Linked DNA regions of Homo sapiens: region 2 is linked to region 1. Evidence: read pairs that join two places in POLR2A ChIA-PET (ENCODE). Cell type or tissue: MCF 10A. All regions are shown on one strand. Links, peaks and the distances in the headings refer to the core of each region. The heading gives the core; the rest is flanking DNA. Region 1 overlaps LINC01170 (long intergenic non-protein coding RNA 1170). Region 2 overlaps LINC01170 (long intergenic non-protein coding RNA 1170).

Region 1 (6,302 bases), core at 1,385-3,884:
TTCGTCTATGTTAATCAGGCATGTTGTCCTATAGTTTTCTATTTTTGTTGTGCAGTTGTCTGATTTTGGTGTCAGGGTTTATACTGGCCTCATAAAATGAGTTGCAAAGAGTGCCCTCTCCTTCAATTTTTTAGGATGGCTTGAGAAGAATTGATATTAATTACTCTGTAAGGTTTTGATAGAATTCGGTGGTGACGCCATTTGTTTATGGACTTTTCTTGGTTGGAAGACTTATTATTACTGATTGGTGTATTCTAGTTTTCTGTTTCTTCTTCTTGATTCAATCTTAGTAGGTTGTATGTGTCCAGAAATTTATCCATTTCAAATTTATTTGACATATAATTGTTCCCAGTAGTCTCTAATGATCCTTTGTGTTTCCATGGTATCTGTTGTGACATCTCTTTTCTTATTTCTGATTTTACTTCTTTGGATCTTCTCTCTTTCTTTTTTAGTTAGTCCAGATAATGGTTTGTTATTTCCCTTTGTCTTTTTTATAAACTAGCCTATTGTTTCCTTGATCTTTTGTATTATCTTAATTTTGTTTATTTCTGCTCTGATTTTTATTATTTCTTTCCTTCTACTAATTTTGGGTTTGCTTTCTTCTTGATTTTTTAGTTCTTTGAGATGCATTGTTAGCTTATTTATATGACATCTTTCTAGTCTTTGATGTAGGCATTTATTACTATAAATTTGCCTCTTAATACTGATTTTCCTGTGTTCCATAGTGTTTGGTATGTTGTGTTTCTATTTGCATTTGTTTCAAGAAATTTTTCTGTTTCACCCTTAATTTCTTCCTTCATCCTTTGGTTGTTCAGGAGCATGTTGTTTAATTTCCATGTATTTGTATAGTTTCAAATTGTCTTCTCATTTGTAATGTCTAGTTTTATTCCACTGTGGTTAGATAATATGCTTGAAATGATTTTTATTTAAAAAAAAGTTTTAAGAATTGTTTTGTATTCTAACTTATGGTCAGTCATTGAGAATATTCCATGTCCTAGTAAAAAGAATGTGTATTCTGCAGCTGTTGGGTGATATGTTTTATAAATGTCCATTTTCTCTATGGTGCAGTTTAAATTCAATATTTCTTTGTTGATTATCCACCTAGATGATCTGTCTAGTGCTGAAAGTGGGGAATTTAAGTCCCCAACTATTATTGTATTGGGATCTATTTTTCCCTTTGGATTTGATGTTTGCTTTATATATCTGGATATATATCTGGTATTGGGTGCATCTGAATTTACAGTTATTATATTTTCTTGTTGAAGTGATTCTTTTATTATTATATAATGTTTTTCTTTGTCTTTTTTTTTTTTTTTTTTCTGAGACGGAGTCTCGCTCTGTCGCCCAGGCTGGAGTGCAGTGGCGGGATCTACGGCTCACTGCAAGCTCCGCCTCCCGGGTTCACGCCATTCTCCTGCCTCAGCCTCCCAAGTAGCTGGGAGTACAGGCGCCCGCCACTACGCCCGGCTAATTTTTTGTATTTTTAGTAGAGACGGGGTTTCACCGTTTTAGCCGGGATGGTCTCGATCTCCTGACCTCGTGATCCACCCGCCTCGGCCTCCCAAAGTGCTGGGATTACAGGCGTGAGCCACCGCGCCCGGCCCTTTGTCTCTTTTTAAAGCTTTTAACTTGAAGTCTGTTTTGTCTGATATAAATATAGTTACTCCTGTTTGCTTATGATTTCTATTTACATGGAATATCTTTTTTCATCCCCTTACTTTCAGTCTGTGCATCTTTATAGGTAAGGTAAGGTAAGTTGACCAGCTTAAGGGCTGATGGTAATGGCAGACCATTCCTCCAGCTAGAAGTGCAGTGGTGAGGATTGTTTTCTCTGCTTTGCAGGACCAGAGTCATAGCTGATCCTTGGCCCAAGTTCCACATAGCTGGGGTTATGGCATTCAGCCACCCATGTGGGCTTGGCATGACAAAGTTGGTACCCCAGTGCTGGAGAGGTGCAGTGGCTACTGGCTTCAGAGTAGGGCACACTCCAGAGGTGGCTCTGGTCTCAAGATGGAACCAGGTTTCAGCTGCTTGGCTCACAGGGTGTGGGGGTGGGGTAGGGAGTACACACCATGTGCTCCTAATTTGGAACAAGGCAATCGCATGAAGTCCTGACAGCTCTCCAAATTCAACTCAGGGATTCTGAGGACTGTGGGATTCTCCTGTTGTAAAAATTGTGGGTGTTTGAAGTGGCAATGGGGGTCGGTGAAAATTTTCTGCTTATGTTTTCCTTGCAATGGGGAGTCCTTCCTGACTCTAGGCTGATCATATTTGGATGGGGTTGATGGGGCTGCAGATGCTGGGTGCTTCCATTCTGCCCTCCTGAACTTCCAATCACCTCAGGTGCCTCTCCACTTCAGTACTCTCCCATTGACTCTCCTGTCAAATCTTAGCTGTTTATTTGTTGTCTTGGTCCTTGCTTGCAGACCAGCTATCTCTAGTCAGCTAGAATGCCAGCTATCTCTAGTCAGCCATCTTGCTGACGTCACTCCAAGACATAGTGTCTTGAAGCCTTTCCTTAGAAGCATCAAAGGAGACGCGAGGATTGTTTATTTGTTTATATCTTTAGAAAAAATAGCTCAGTATTAATGATTGAAAAAAAATTTAGTCCCATCCACTTTAAGCTCATGTTTTTGTAGCTCCTCAGATCTTGGCAATATTAACAACTTCAGCACTTATTATAAGACTATATAAACCAGCAAAGCACTTCTTAGGTATTTATGTTTCCCTTGCTGAAGTTTTGAAAACATTTTGGTTGTCTCCCATGGGATGTGATTTCCAAATTCTCAAATTACCCTCTGTTGCTTCCTTTTCCAAAAGATAAAGAGCTACATTGCATGCTTCTTTCTCAATACTGTGTATACTTAATGACATTTTTAAAACAAGATTTTTTTCCTTCTTTTTTGTTTCCCCAGATGCAGATACAAGTGAAGGATAAAATTTACCAAGTAGTGTATTGAGTGTCTATTGCTGAGTCCTCAAAAGCCATGCATCACTCCAAAAAGTAAAAGGATCTTAATCTTTTAGCATTTCTTCTCTTTTAACTCTCTGACAATCTCATTTCTCTGAGTATTAAGAACATAAATGTAGTGTCTACTTATACATAAATGGGGTCATCTACTTCTGACATCCTCATATTGGTTAATTTGGTAAAGAGCTGCTTGAACTGTCCTTACATTGAATCCATTCAGCAGCTCTTGCTACTTGTCATAGTAGCTCAGACAGTTTCATCCAGGGCGGGTATCCACTGAGAAAGAAGGTTGATGAAACTGGATCCTTTCACTCTGACACATACTTCTTGAAAAAGTTTCTAGAATGGGTATACACAATGTACATTTCTGGTCTTTTGATGCATTTTCCTCATTATCTAGATTTTCATATGTGTAGTCATTTAGACAAAGTTCCTTTTCTTTGCACTGCTATATTCAGTCAACTGTTGACTATTTCATTAACCCTCTCCTTATGGTCCTAAACTAGGACCTAGTTTACATCCTATCTAGTTGAAAGTGCTTCTTTATTTATTTTCTGGCAGTGCCACACAGTTTTTTTTTTTTTTTGTTCTATTTAGAGCTTTTCTTTGTTGTATATGTTTATATATTTTATTATTACTTTCATGAGCAAGCAGAGCCCAGCAATTCCCAGGGGATGAACAGTCTATAGTACATATCTTTTAAAAATGGCATATGTCAAAAATTCAGATTATTGTTTCAAAGCAAAAAGTCAAAAGACTTCACTAGTACTTGAAGGGGTAAAGCAAAGAAGAATATGGAGGTGAGGGGTGGAGATATCAGACCTAAATTACACATTTCATCTTCTGGAAACCTCAGCCAATCCCTTCTTTCTTCAGAATCCCATGAGCAGACTATCAAAGACCCATCTCCCTCTGAGCCTTCCTCAGTAATATCCTCCTTTCCTTTTGAACTTACCAACTTTAATCCTGGCAGTACTATTTACCCTACCTTCCTGAGTCATTCTGTGGACATTGTCAAGGCTTGTTTCTCTCTCCCACTCCACTAGCTAATGTGTATATAAACTGATAGTTTATACATTCAGTGTGTACTTTGGTTTAGTTCTTTGTGCTTGTGTCCAAATGCATAGCACATTTGTCTATCAGAAATGTTGAGCAAGGGGAAAAAAGCAATCAGAAATCAAGTTTGATTTAGTTCAAGTTGACATTTATAAAAATAAAGAGTTGAGCCAGGCTGTGGACAAAGTAGAAGGGGGTCTGTCTGCCCTTCTTACTGTTTATATTAGTAAGATGAGTAAGGCAGTGAGAAGTTAGAGATCTCTATTTTAGACTATAAGCTTTTGAGGGAGTGCACAGTAACACTTTTAAAATATATTGCTATATCTTTTAGAATGATATTTGGAAAAATGTTGCCTTTAATATCACCATATTTTAACTTGTCCAAACACAGAGGTTTTAATAAGGCAGTGATCTCCAAGCCTCTTTAATTGTGCATCTTTATTAGTAAAAAAAGTGGAATGTATAGTCCCAATACACAGACATATCTATATGGATTATTCACGTATATTACTTTTACTTTATATATTATAAAGCATAAAAATTAAAGTTAAAAATGAATAAGATAAAAATAATTTTTGAATAAAATTATAATATTTTACCCACACCCTAATGGATTACTCAAGCAAGTCTGCCGTACATGTACCCAATGATAGAGGCAACTGTATTTGACTATTTTCTTGCGATATCATATCTTAAGAATGACTAAGTCCTGGCAGTTATATCTCTGAATTTATCTCAAATTACCACTTCTTTTCTTTTCCCACCACTGTGGCTTTCAATTAGAATCTCTTCAACAACCCTTACCTGAACTCTCTTGCTAGTCTCCTTGCTTCCTTTAGCTCTTCTTCCCAATGCACACTTTACCCAGTGGCCTGGATGCTCTCTCCAAAATTCAGTACTCATTGGTCTCTGCTCTGCTCAAGTCCTTCATTGGCTCTGCATTGCCTACAAGACAGAGCTGAAAGCTCTGAGCATCACACAGACTGTCCTTACTCACCTTTCTAGTTTGCCTTCCTCCTTTCCCACCTGACTCTCTAGCTATGTTAAATTGACTGCAGCTTTTGAAGGCACCCTTCTTTCTTTTATTTTCACCTTTGTGATATTTTATCTTCCAGAGATGGCCCTTTCTTCTTGTCTGCTTATCAAACCTCAATATTCAGCTTAAATATCACTTCCCTTAGAAGGTTCTCTTTACTTCCCTTTGCAGAATTAAGCACTTGTCTTCCTGTGTTTAACACCTGTTTGTGTCAAATTGGGGCAATTATCATACTACTCAAACAATTTCTTTCCATGTCTCTGTGCTCCTAAATGATGGAAACTATGCTCTTTTTTATTTTCTATATTAGGCGTGAAGCAACTGCCTGATCTTCCTTAATAAACAGAGTAGATGCACAAATATTAATTGAACAGTGTATAATTTTGGTGGCAGTGAAGGAAACATTTTAGTGGGCAGTCTTCAACAAATAAACAAAAATATTTATACAATATATAGGAAAAATACTTCTTGTCTAGAGTTTTTATTATTTTTTTTCACAGTTCTTCAGCTTTAAGGTCATTTTCAAAGTCATGCCTCTTATATTGACCAGTCAAAATAATTAATAAGGATAACAATAAATAACATTTATGAGTGTTTACTATTTGGCACTGTGATAAGCAATGTATTGCAATATCTAAGTTAGCTATTTCGTAGCCCTGTGAAGTATTTCATTACTAGTATTTCATTCATCTTGCACATGAGCAAGTTAGTGAGGTTCTGAAGGGTGCAGGGTGACTCTTTCCAAGGAAGTGAAAATGACAAGGTTTAGTAGATTTCTAACTACAGGATGTTTACCCAGATGTTCTGCTGTCTTCAGGCTGCATATCTCCAATTCTCTTTTCAGAATACCTACCCTGAAATTCAGTTCCTTCCATGCTAGGTTGGAACATTTCCAGTGTTCTTAGGATAGCTACAAGTTAAATGTAATAAATATGACGGGTTTACATAATGTATGTTGCATACAGTTCCTAAGAGTTGAGAACTCTTCAGAAGTCTCCGGACCAGACTGTTTATATTTAAGTCAGATGATTTCTTTCACTGAGTGTTTCGGCTTCACTACATTATCTCTTGTGTGATATTATCATCTGCCATAGTTGAGATAAATACTCCTGCAAATGCAGTTTTTTTGTTTGTATATGTTTTGGATAATTCTTATTACATCAACAACCTCAGCAGAAATTGATGCTAAATTCATTATTGATTTATCATTCTTCATGGATACCATAATGAGATTGGCCT
Region 2 (6,302 bases), core at 562-3,061, 54 kb after region 1:
GATGTCTTGTTTCTTGGCCAGGGTGACACGATTTGTGATTTATGCCCCTTATCACACCAGGGCTCAGCAAGCAGCAGCCTCTCTGCAGGGGAGACGCATGGCATTGCCATCACACGGAACCCGATTGTGCCATCTGGCAACAATCGGATTTCGTGTGATGGCAGAAATGTACATATACTTTCTGGAATTGATGCAGAAAAAGTGGTTTTAAATTTTTTTATTAACATATATATTTGACAAGCCTATAGATTCATGTTACTAATACTAGGATATATGATCTCTTAAAAGAAGACACATTGAACCACTTTCATAAACACTATAAAAAGTAAAGGACTACATATAAATCCCACATTTTGAAGCATCAAAAACAACAATAATTGCTTTAATTTCATGCTCTTGCACTTATATCATTTGTTCCCACTTTTAATCTGTTAGCTTAAAATCTTCAGCTTCTTTACGAGTACTTGTGTAAAAGTTGACTGAAGCTTACTATTCAGTACGTATGATGTATGTCAAATCAAATATACTATCATTTGCTAACAGTCACTTATAGACAGCAGAGCTCAGTTAAAATCTACCAGTAATTAGAGTCAACACTGGATGTGTTAACAGGGCCCATGTTAATGGATGTGCTAATTATTCTTCTCTGCGACAGACCCTGGCACCTGTTTGGTTTCAAGTTGGGACAAAGAGAGATTCTAGAATGATAGAGGAAGGAGGTCATCCAGGCCAATCCCTTCATTATACACAGGCAGAGTTTCAGAGTCCAAGATACACATCAATTATGGGATCTCTGTTTCATGAGAAATGCTAAGAAGATAATAAAAATAAACTACTACAGTGTGAATACTTAAAACTGCACATGGAAAGGGGAATCATTCATTAATGGGGAAAATACAAAGAGTAAGAATAAATGGCTCACCCTAAGATTGAAGTGATTAATAGGAATTCTCCCTTGGGATCCATCAATAGCAGGACCATTATTCTCTGGTATATTTATTAACAACCTGTAAGATGAATGAGGTGAGAAATAGTTGAATTTGATGACAAAATGGAAAGATTTAGGAAAATAGTAAACTATTATAGGAAAAAAATCTGAGAAAACCCTATATTAAACTAAAATAAGGGGGAAAAAAGAAGCGTGGACACATTGGAGCCTCTCGGAAAAAAAAAGAAAGTTATTGTGCATTATTCAGAAAGAATCTCTTCTGAATATTCAAGAGCAGACTGAATTTGATGAAGGACTCTGAGAATTGCTGTGAATAATTTTGTTAATAAATAAGCACAGACTGAACTAGTAGACACCCATTCTGTATGAGATAAAAAATAAGTCAGCTTCTGCCATGCCATGACCAGCCCATTCTGGTTTTTAGGGCTCTATCACTTCTGGCCTCTTAGGACTCTTCCTTAACTTATCCATCACGTCAGACTTCTCTGCAACTCTTAACCCCTCCAGCCTTACTAATTTGTGCCTAACTGACACCCGGAACCAGACACAGCTAACAATCTCCAAAGTGGTGCACCTACCTATGCCCTTCACATGCAAAATATTTAGAGCCAAAAGAATGGACCACCTGCTTCCTGAATGATCAAGCAAGATGAGAAAGCACAAAGTGTTAGGTACACAGAATGTACGGCTGCCTTGCGTTGTGAAAATTTGCTTAGAAATTCCAAGTTGTGAGTAAATGTGAAACCTCCTCTAATTGCTCATAGTCCCATCAGTAGCATCTGCCAGCAGGCATAGGAGCTCTTTTTTTTCTTTTTCCACTCAAGTCACCACTGGATGTGGAAGCCATCTTTCCCTCTTTGTTCCACCACTGACACAGGTGACCATGGCACTGCAGATGGCTCCTACCATAGCACTGTGGGCTCTCACATCTTGCTTATATTTCAAGACAATGTGAAAGTATGGGAAGAGAGAGACACAGCAATAGGCATCTGTCTTGGGTGAGTAGGAATTTCCATGTGTAACATGTCCTGACTTGCTGAGAATCTTTGTGCCTTGTGGGAGGCTCATTTGATTCTGCTCCACCTCCATGGCTTGCTTCTCCAGGTGTTGTGAGCCAGCTCCTCACTGATGTGTCAACACACCTGATTAGCCTGCAGTGGCAGGGTTTCCACACTTTCTGGAGAATACCCTTCATTTCTCTGGATGGAAGCCCAAAAGATTAAAGTCCATTAAGATGTCAAAGGAAAATAGAACTTTAATACCCTTAGCTAATGATCTTCTGGCAGGCTGTCTCTTTCTCCCTCTGTCTCTGTCTCTCTCCCCCTGCTACCTTGATATATACACACAAACTAGGTATTTATTATATATTATATGTATTATATATTATATACTAATATATTTTCTGAATACATATATATTAAGAAACAGAATATATATTCAGAAAATATATTTTAGTATATATTATATGTATTAATATAGAACTGTGAGAAATAGAATATATACATACTATTTTATATACTATCTCTATATATATTTAAAATATATGTATGTACAGAGCCTTAGCTCAGGCTACTACAACAAGAATACCAGATAGACTGGTTGGCTTAAACAAAAAAAAACATCTTTTTCTCACAGTTCTGGAGGCTAGAAATCTGAGATCAGGGTGCCAGCATGGTTAGGTCCCGGGAAGGGCCCACTTCTTGCTTTCCTTGTATGGTAGAGAGTGAGAGGAGGCAATCTTACTATTGTCTCTTCCTATAAGGCTACTAATTCCATCATGATGGTTTCACCTTCATGGTCTAATTACCTCCCAAAAGCCCCATTTTCCAATACCATCACATTGGGGATTGGGGGTTTAACATGTGACTATTAAAGTGACACAAACATTCAATCCATAGCATATATATGTGTATGTATATGTATATATTCTTACAGAAGGTAAGATCACGTGGATAAAAACATGTTAAAAAGGAAGCTTCTATATATGCAGAGAGATCACATAAAACTTGTTTTCACATAAAATATGGTTTGTAAAATTTTCTTCAGTTGAATGTCACCATAGAAAGTAACTAAAGTTAGAGTCTAAATTATTTCAACAGTAGTTGTTGAACTTATGAGAATAACAATGAGCCCTGAATAATAGTATTCTTGTATCCAAGGTTCAGCACATACAGCTGTGGGGATAAAGCCTGCTGTGCATGATACAGGCCGGCATAATTGTTCAGTTATGGCACCCAGGTGTCAGCCCTTCCACTAAACTTTATAATATGGTCATGGACACCCCCCAAGGTGTTATGGAAGACAAAAGGGACCATAACCATGAAAATTTATACATGTAATTATCATAGTTCTCATAGCAATAATGTGCATATCTGTTAATTTTTTAAAAGTGTCTCTATACTTCTGGTGGGTGTTTTTTGGTATTATAGTTTAAATTGGGTGTCTCTAGATAAAGTTAGATATTGACCATTGTTGAAAATTACCTGGGGTGACTTTACCACCTGACAGCTTCTTTAACCTAATGAGTCATCAAACACAATTGAACTTGAAATGTCCACCTCTGTTAAATGGGGAAAAAAAAATTGTTAAAGGCTATTAGAATAAAATGAGAATAGAAATATATACACATATATGAGCATTTTATAAATTGTTATGTCTAATATGTACATATGAATACATATATTTATTCCTCCTTGTTAAAATTCTATGTGCAATAGTGGAAATTCAGTATAAAGTAGGACTTTAGTGCATTCTATTAAGGAACATTTACCTGAGGAACTAAGAAGATTTTGCTCAGCAAGGAAACCTTGAATGGGAGAGCTCCTCCTCATAAGAATCTCAAGAGTAATGCTGTAATTGTGAACTTCAGCATGAAAGATACATCTATGATCATGTTTAAGGCATACATATATTTGAAATGAGATATTGTCAAAGGAAAAATCTTCCCCAGTAGAATCATTCATACTTAAGGAACTAATGAGATCATCCACATAGATAATGAATCCATTACTTGAAAGAGAAATCAAATTGTAAATTTATATCCTGTATTTCCACTGATGTATATAAATATTGAATGAAATATGAATAAAAATACCTCACCTTATCACTCATGTGTCCAACTGAACCATTTCCAAAGTAAATAAAAAAAGTCGCGTTGAAATTACTTCTAGTTTTCATGATCTCACTGGGAAGAGAAATAATTTTATTCAATAGTCTGCTGTAACTCTGTCATTATGCTGTAGTGAGGTAATTTGCTAAAACAGCTGCCTCTAATGAGTAAACCTTTCCATCTGGCACATCCAGTATAGATACAAACAACTTCATCAGTTTTAAATAAAAAAGTAAAGAAGAGGAACTCTATTTCATGAAAAAATAAATAATTCTATTTTATGAAGTGGCTCTTGAACTAAACACAGGATAAATGCATTTTGAGGAGAAGACCATTTCTGTTTCTCTTGCTGGAGCCGTTTTGTCTGTTCCCAGGCTAAGAGCTCACAAACTTGTTCCAAATTTCTTTTTGCCATGTTGATAATGTGGATAGATTATAAATAATTATATATAATCTGGAGAGATTATAAAACAATTCAGTATAGGTCTATAATAGATTCAACACACAAGAAAACCTAGACAAAAGGAATGCTCTTGTAATATGTTAACTCAAAACTAGAATGAGTAAACATGTTTTTCATAATATCTACATTTTTTAACTTATCTTTTATTCTGAGAAATTATTATTAGGATCTTAATGTAAAGCCGCATTCCATTCAGAAATCCTTGATACCTCACGTGGAACTTTGACTAGCAGATATTCAAAGAAACTTTTGCTACCTGAATAATTGGTGGAAAACTGCATAACACTATAATCTTCTTAACTGCTAATTATTTGGGGTCAGTTTTTATAAAATATTAACTCTTCCCTTTACCATTGTGATAGTTAATACTGAGTGGCAACTTGATTGGATTGAAGGATGCAAAGTATTGTTCCTGGATGTGTCTGTGAGGGTCCGAAGGAGATTAACGTTTGAGTCAGTGGGCTGGGAAAGGCAGACCCACCATTAATCTGAGTGGGCACCATCTAATCAGCCACCAGCATGGCCAGGATATAAAGCAGGCAGAAAAATGCGAAAAGACTAGCCTGGCCTAGCCTCCCAGCCTACATCTTTCTCCCATGCTGGATGCTTCCTGCCCCCAAACATCGGACTCCAAGTTCTTCAGTTTTGGGACTCAGACTGGCTCTCCTTGCCCCTCAGCTTGCAGTTGGCTTATTGTGAGACCTTATGATCACGTGAGTTAATACTTAATAAACTCCCCTTTATATATTTATCTATGCTATTAGTTCTGTCCCTCTAGAGAACCCTAGCACAACCATGTATCTGTTACTATTTTTCAGCAAATATCTGGGCTTAGATTTGAGTGACCAAATTGTCTATTTTACTTTATTTTTAACTACAGACATTTTGACTTCTGGTGAATGAAGTGCAGGCTGCTCAATTTTTCTTTTTCATGAAGCTGATTTATTTAGGCTTAGTTTTAGAAATATAGGTATTACAATTTCTCAGGTTCCTAACACTGCATGCTTCCTAGGTTAAAATAAAGTTTAGATATATATGGAATTGTGTAGAAAAAAGTCATAGGGTTTAGGTTAGAATCAGATTTCATAGCACTGATCTTACTAAAATGTTTTCTAACCAAAGGCAAGCTAACTGTTCATTAAAATGGAAGCCACTGAGATGAATATGTCAGGGATTCTCAATCCAAGTGCTGACATTCTGGCTAAAAGAGCAGTAAGAGATGGATGATATAGGCACAGTCTTGGCATGTCTGAGCCCTGTGCCAGAAGGTTATCAGCCCTTTTGGGGGAGATAATATCTGCAGCTTTAATTTTCTCTCTGACTACCAGGCATAATGTAAAATTAATGTGCATCATGTCAAGGTTATGGCAAGGCATTGTTGTCTGGAAGGGAAAACTGTTTGCTCCCCCGCCCTCCAAACACTTGCACATACCGTGATAATACATTATTAAAAAGCACATTTCTTTGTCATTGTCAATAGTGGTGAGCCAGTAAAGGATATTTTCCAGCACTCATTATGCAGGAGGAAGTTAAGAGACTTCTAAAACTCAGTCTTAAAACAAAGAACATACTTTGTTTATTCATAAAACAAAAATAGTTCCATCTTATCTAGCATTAATAAAAATAAAGTCAAACAAGACATTTGTTCAATTACCTTCCTGGTATTTGAATTGTAAATCAGTAATTCTTGGACTTTTACCTGATCCTACAAACCAGTGATGGGTCTCCAAATTTGTATTTTTGTCCAGAACCATCCCCAGACCCAGATGACTCTAAAATAA

What was found. Peaks named below come from ENCODE experiments on the same cell type or tissue, not always from the same donor. Only the 100,000 strongest peaks of a DNase experiment are listed, where the experiment ranks them.
Region 2: POLR2A ChIA-PET joins it to region 1 with 6 read pairs; 3 of 35 experiments call an interaction of 5 or more read pairs at or near these places.

The regions. Positions count from the first base shown.
Region 1 is chr5:124,076,473-124,082,774 of GRCh38, forward strand. The region is part of intron 4 of LINC01170 (long intergenic non-protein coding RNA 1170); the gene reads right to left. Among named protein-coding and RNA genes, the nearest start is that of LINC01170, 360 kb to the right of the region's middle. In MCF 10A, for the core only: no CTCF peak of the experiment used is centred there; no DNase peak of the experiment used is centred there.
Region 2 is chr5:124,130,992-124,137,293 of GRCh38, forward strand. The region is part of intron 4 of LINC01170 (long intergenic non-protein coding RNA 1170); the gene reads right to left. LOC101927397 (a long non-coding RNA gene) reads right to left here. Exons shown (of 4, transcript XR_246575.3): 1 at 6,221-6,302; 2 at 4,049-4,133; 3 at 3,433-3,509; 4 at 203-1,007. Among named protein-coding and RNA genes, the nearest start is that of LINC01170, 300 kb to the right of the region's middle. In MCF 10A, for the core only: no CTCF peak of the experiment used is centred there; a DNase peak (open chromatin) is centred at 2,030.